Linked DNA regions of Homo sapiens: region 2 is linked to region 1. A link is a loop called in an ENCODE intact Hi-C map of the cell type or tissue named here. Cell type or tissue: heart right ventricle. All regions are shown on one strand. Each heading gives the region's core, and the rest is flanking DNA. Links, peaks and the distances in the headings are about the cores only. Region 1 overlaps DAB2IP (DAB2 interacting protein). Region 2 overlaps LOC107987016 (a long non-coding RNA gene).

The links. Hi-C counts contacts between places; a loop is a spot of excess contacts. Peaks named below come from ENCODE experiments on the same cell type or tissue, not always from the same donor. Only the 100,000 strongest peaks of a DNase experiment are listed, where the experiment ranks them.
Region 2: it touches region 1 in a loop (2.5-fold over the local background); 87 of 110 quality-filtered maps call a loop at or near these places.

What each region holds. Positions count from the first base shown.
Region 1 is chr9:121,694,350-121,697,152 of GRCh38, forward strand. All of the region lies in intron 2 of DAB2IP (DAB2 interacting protein), which reads left to right. Among named protein-coding and RNA genes, the nearest start is that of DAB2IP, 44 kb to the left of the region's middle. In heart right ventricle, for the core only: a CTCF peak has its summit at 1,269 (motif pointing left); no DNase peak of the experiment used is centred there.
Region 2 is chr9:121,549,301-121,552,103 of GRCh38, forward strand. All of the region lies in intron 1 of LOC107987016 (a long non-coding RNA gene), which reads right to left. Among named protein-coding and RNA genes, the nearest start is that of GGTA1, 51 kb to the left of the region's middle. In heart right ventricle, for the core only: CTCF peaks have their summits at 1,361 (motif pointing right) and 1,574; a DNase peak (open chromatin) is centred at 1,361; H3K4me3 peaks cover 643 bases; H3K27ac peaks cover 779 bases.

The DNA of each region.
Region 1 (2,803 bases), core at 123-2,622:
TTATCCTCCCAAGGATTCCTGATAACAGGCATTGGGCGCTCCTAGGCATCCTCTCCTAGGGTGGGAGTGATTCGTCAGAACAGAAGCTTGATTGCTGGTAATATATCATCATCATCATGTGGAATTCATTGAAATGAGTGAATGAAGAAATCACGTGTCTTGAATTCTGAAAGGCCTTTGAGACAGTCGTTCAGGACCTTCTGGAGAAGCAGCAGGGTTGTGGGCCAGATGTCAGGATGGTGGTGTAGCTCTACTCCTGGGGTAGTAGAGCTGCTTAAGAACTTGGGTCCTTCCAGCCAAAGACCCCCCAGGCCTCTGACCCCCACTCAAACTGCCCTGTGCTTTGCTCAGTGATATGATGGAAGCCTAGGGCCTAGGGGATCAGCTGGCATAGGAAGGGTGTCCAGATGGGCAATGGGCCATCCACAGAGAGGGGCGGGGGCTACACAGCTATCCACGCCCAGCCGTCAGGGAATGAGCTGGGGGGGTGGCACCAGGCAGCAGCCTTGTGCAGCAGCCTTGTGCAAAAGCCCTGGGGCCTTGGTTGACCTCAGCGTCGTGGCACAGCTGCCTGACAAGTAGATGGGGACATGGGCTGCTTTAATAGAGGCAGAGTGCCCCATCTGGGGAGGGAGCCGCGGGTCCCTGCAGACTGTGTAGGCTGCTTGCTGAGCTTTAGACATCAGTCCTTGCTCCAGTGAATGAAAGCTGAGGCCTCCACCTGAGCAGCCCTGCCTGCCCCGTGCACTTTGGGCATCGGGAGTCTCAGTGAGGTTGCTTTAGGAAAAAAAAAAAGTGCTTGTTTAAGAGAGTTCAAAACTACCAAACTGGATGACATTCTGCGGCTCCAGAATCATTTTGCAAGCATGTTCATTCATGTCCCTGTCCCCCTGCCGGGCGGCCCACAGCCTCCTTGGAGAGCCCAGACTGACTCCCACCCTTGGTTGTCATTTATCCATTTGGGCAAAAAGAGGTGGTGGTGCTCAGCCAACATCAGTATTGGTTGCAATAAACCTACTACTCTGTGTAGTTGCTTAATAGTTACTGTCTTTCTGGCGACATTGTACCTCATTTCATCCTTCCCAGGTCCCATAAAGTAGGTATCATCATCAGTTTATTTTACACATAGGGACACTGAGGTTCAGAGAGGTCCAGTAATCGGCCCACAGCTTGTCTGAATGAAGATTTGAGGCCAAGCGATGTGAGGGGGCTAGAGCTGCCCAGTGGGAATGGTCAGCAAGCGTGGGCTCCTGTGGTCCAGCGCCATCTGCAGGAGAAGTGGGATACAGCCAGGCCTTAGTGGGTGTGGCTAGGGGGTCATAGTCTGTCCCTAGGCAAGGGAGTGATTATGGGGACCACCTATAATCTTTGCAGATGAGCTAGGCCCGACACATGTCACTACAAACGGAGTGTTTTTAACAGTCCTGTACATGTATATGGGAATTGCACATGGCTTTTGTTGAGCACTTACTGTCGGCTACACTCTGAGCCTAGAGCTTTATCAGTTTTTCGTTTTTGTTTTTGTTTTTTGTTTTTTTGAGATGGAATCTTGTTTTGTTGCCCAGGCCGAAGTGCAGTGGCCAAACTTGGCTCACTGCAGCCTCCACCTCCTGGGTTCATGCAATTCTCCTGCCTCAGCCTCCCGAGTAGCTGGGATTACAGGCTCGTGCCACCACGCCCGGCTAATTTTTGTATTTTTAGTAGAGACGGGGTTTTGCCATCTTGGCCAGGCTGGTCTTGAACTCCTGACCTCAGGTGATCCACCCGCCTCAGCCTCCCAAAGTGCTGGGATTACAGGCGTGAGCCACCATGCCTGGCAACTTTATCCACTTTTATCTGCCAATTTAATCCTCACTGCAGCCCCCCACCCACTTCAGAGAGAGGCAAGGGGCCTTAGCTGTCTTCTCTTGCAGTGAGGGGTCTGTGGAGCTGGGTTTGACTTGGTTCTTAGCCACTGGGCTGTCAGTGGGCTCCACTGCGGTCCCGGAAAGTGGGTATCAAGAACCCTGTTTGACTGAATGATTTGCCCACTGCCCCTCAATTAAAGGTTGTCTTGGGTCTAGAATAAGAGTTTCTGACTTGAAGACCAGTCAGCCCCTCTTCCCAAGTTAGGGGCTGTAGCTGCCTCCAGAAATCAAGTCCCAGGAGCTGCCTCTGAAGGGACAGCAGAAAAGGTTTGCCTCCCTTCATCTGGCGAAGAGGGAGAGGACGCCCTTGGCCCTCCACCCCCATGAAGGAGAGCAACAAGCTGTGTGGCTGGGCAGAGCAGAGCAGAGGACTGGAGTCCACGGTCCTTGATTAACCTTGCTTTGTGATCTTGGGGAAGGGCCTTCCCTACTCTGGTCCCCAGTCACCCTGTAATACAGCCTTTGCATCTGAGTCCCCTTCTGGCAGTGGCTTTCCAAGATGATGAGTATTTGTTAAGTCTGTCATATGCAGGGTCCTGAGCTGAGTTCTCTGGGGGACACAGGTCTCTAGGTGGATGTGTGATGTGATCGGTGGGTGGGTCAACGGGAACACTCTCTGTTCCCTGGAAGAATCTCTTTTCCCATGATCTGAGCTCCCTGACCTCTTGAATATCCATATACTGCTCACTCCATAATGTTCATGGCTATCTTGGCCACTGTGTCTAGCACATAATGGCTCTCATTAAGGTGAAAGAGTGAATATGACAGGGTATTAGGAGTCCCCAAGGTCATTGTCAGTTTGGGTGGGGGAGTTACCATTCTGAGTAGGCTTTAAGGAGGAGGCTGCTTGTCAGAGGAACATTAAGTAGAGTCACAGGGGGTGGAGTGGGGAAGAG
Region 2 (2,803 bases), core at 259-2,758, 140 kb before region 1:
GTGAGCGAGATCGCACCACTGCACTGTAGCCTGGGTGATAGAGCAAGACTTTGTCCAAAAAAAAAAAAAAAAAACCCACCAAAACAAACAAAAAAACCCATATAATCCATAATAAGGTGAGAAAGGAGGGAAAAATATATTTTTAAAAGAAACTTCAGGGTAATTAAAATGTTCTTAAATTGGACGGTGGGCACACAGTGTCCCACTTCAACCTGATTCATATACTGCACGTATATTAAATAAATTTTTTTTTTCCAGATGGAGTCTTGCTGTGTTGCCAGGCTGGAATGCAGTGGGGCGATCTCAGCTCACTCACTGCAACCTCCGACTCCCTGATTCAAGCAATTCTCCTGCCTCAGCCTCCCGAGTAGCTGGGATGATGGGCACATGACACCATGCCCAGCTAATTTTTGTATTTTTAGTAGAGATGGGGTTTCACCATGTTGGCCAGGATGGTCTCGATCTCCTGACCTCATGATCCGCCCACCTCGGCCTCCCAAAGTGCTGGGATTACAGGTGTGAGCCACCAAGCCCAATCTAAATAAATATTCTTTTCTCCGAACTCCACAGTTGATAAAAATGTTTAAAAAGCAAAGCAAGTGGCAGAACATTAGGCATATGCAATATGACCTCATTTGTGTGTGTGTGAATATATATATATATATATATATACATATACATATATTCTTTCTGTTGAAGAAAATCTGGGCTGGGCATGGTGGCTCATGCTTGTAATCCCAGCACTTTGGGAGGCTGAGGCAGGAGGACTGCTTGACCTCAGGAGTTTGAGACCAGCCTGGGCAACAGAGTGGGACCCTGTCTCTACAAAAATAATAATGAAAAAACTACCTACATATGGTGGTGCGTGCCTGTAGTACCAGTTACTTGAGAGACTGAGGTGGGCGGATCGGTTGACCCAGGCAAGTGGAGGCTGCAGTGAGCCATGACCGCTCCGCTGCACTCCAGCCTGGGCGACAGAGCTAGACCCTGACTTAAAAAAAAAAGAAGCCAGAAAAATAATCTGAAGCCTGTTTGCCAAAATGCAATCAGAGGTTGTGGTGGGATGGAATTCTGCAGGGAAGCTGCCCATGCCTGCCTTTTTCTATAGTCCATGGAGTTTGCATGTTGTTTTCAGGAAGTATATTATTACTTAATAATTACAAGTCACAAACAGGCCGCAAATATGTTTCCGTTTTGAAAAAATTAATTTGAAACTATGTGATGAGAATAGGATCGATGGCTGCCGTGGGGTCCCCAACGCCTGCCGATCCCGCGGTGTCCTCCGCTCTCCCCAGCACCAGCACCTCCAGCTGAGCGCCCCGACCACCTGCCGTCGTGACCACCTCGCCCACACGGTGGCGCTGCGGGGACAGCCCAGCCTCTCCAGGCTCCGAGGGCAGGGGACTGTTGTGGCAGGGAGGGGGCGGCGTGTCTTCGGGACCTGATTGATTTCTTTGGCCTCCCGCCGACAGCCTTACCAGGTGGCATCCGGAGCGCACGCTGGCAGCCAGTCAGTCGCCTCCGTGGGTAGCTCCGGAGCATTCACGCGGTGGTGCCGCCCAGCCCACCTCCCCCCACCGGAGTCAAATGGGCTCGTGTCTCCTGGCGACAAGACTGGATTCCCAGAGCAGGCCTGGAGGGCTCTCACGGCACTTGTTAGGACAGGCTTGGGGCCTGCCTCCAGAGGACCTTAGGTTCGGGTCCTTGGGGGAGTGCAAGCCGTGTTGACCCACCTCACGCGTCAAGGGAACTACAGAGGAGGGAGAGGGGGGTCTTGCCTGGGCCCCTCTGGGCTGAGGTTGAGTGTTTCTGATCTGTCTCTGAATTCTCCCACATGCAAATCTGAGCAAGCCACTCCCTGCTTAAGACACGCAATGGCTCCCTATCGCCCTCAGGAGAAGGTCCAAGTCCCTAAGCCTGACTCCTGAGGTTCCTTACCACCGCCAACACCCAATGCTCCATCTCACTTAATCCCTTCATTCCCTTAAACCTGTCAGGCACTTTCTTACCTCTGAGGTTCCCACATGCCATTCCCATTCACTCAAACACCTTTTCACTCCTTTTTCTTCTTGGCTAACTCTGACTCATCCTTCAGACCTATAGTTTAAATGTTGCCTCCTCCCGGAAGCACCCCCCTGCCGCCCAGCCCCCAAAGGTCCCCCAGGCTTCCCTTTCTCAACATCACATGGAGTCTCGCTGTGTCACCTAAGCTGGAGTGCAGTGGTACGATCTCTGCTCACTGCAACCTCTGCCTCCCAGGTTCAAGCGATTCTCCTGCCTCAGCCTCCCAAGTAGCTGGGATTACAGGTGCACACCGGTTAATTTTTGTATTTTTAGTAGAGACGAGGTTTTGCCATGTTGGCCAGGCTGGTCTCGAACTCCTGACCTCAACTGATCCTCCTGCCTTGGCCTCCCAAAGTGTTGGGATTACAGGCGTGAGCCACCACGCCCAGGCTTCACACTTGATTCTAATGATGGGTTTATTGCCTGCCTCTTTCATTGGACGGTGGCCTCAGGAGGGCAGGGGTCTGTCTTCCTGGGTCATTACTGCTCTCTCAGGGCCAGGACCATGCAGCACTCAGCAGGTGCTCCATACATTGCTGTGCCATGAGCGAATGTTCGTGACCATACCTCTCCTGGTGGTGGGTGCTTGAGGGGTGTGCAAAGACACTCGGTGGCCTCTGGGTAGGTGGAGGTGGCAGGGACGAGGCACAGTTACCACAGCCTGTCTAAGGAACCACTGGGCTTCCCTTGGACTCCTGCTGTCTGGAGAGACAAACCACAATGACTGGTGGTTGCCAGG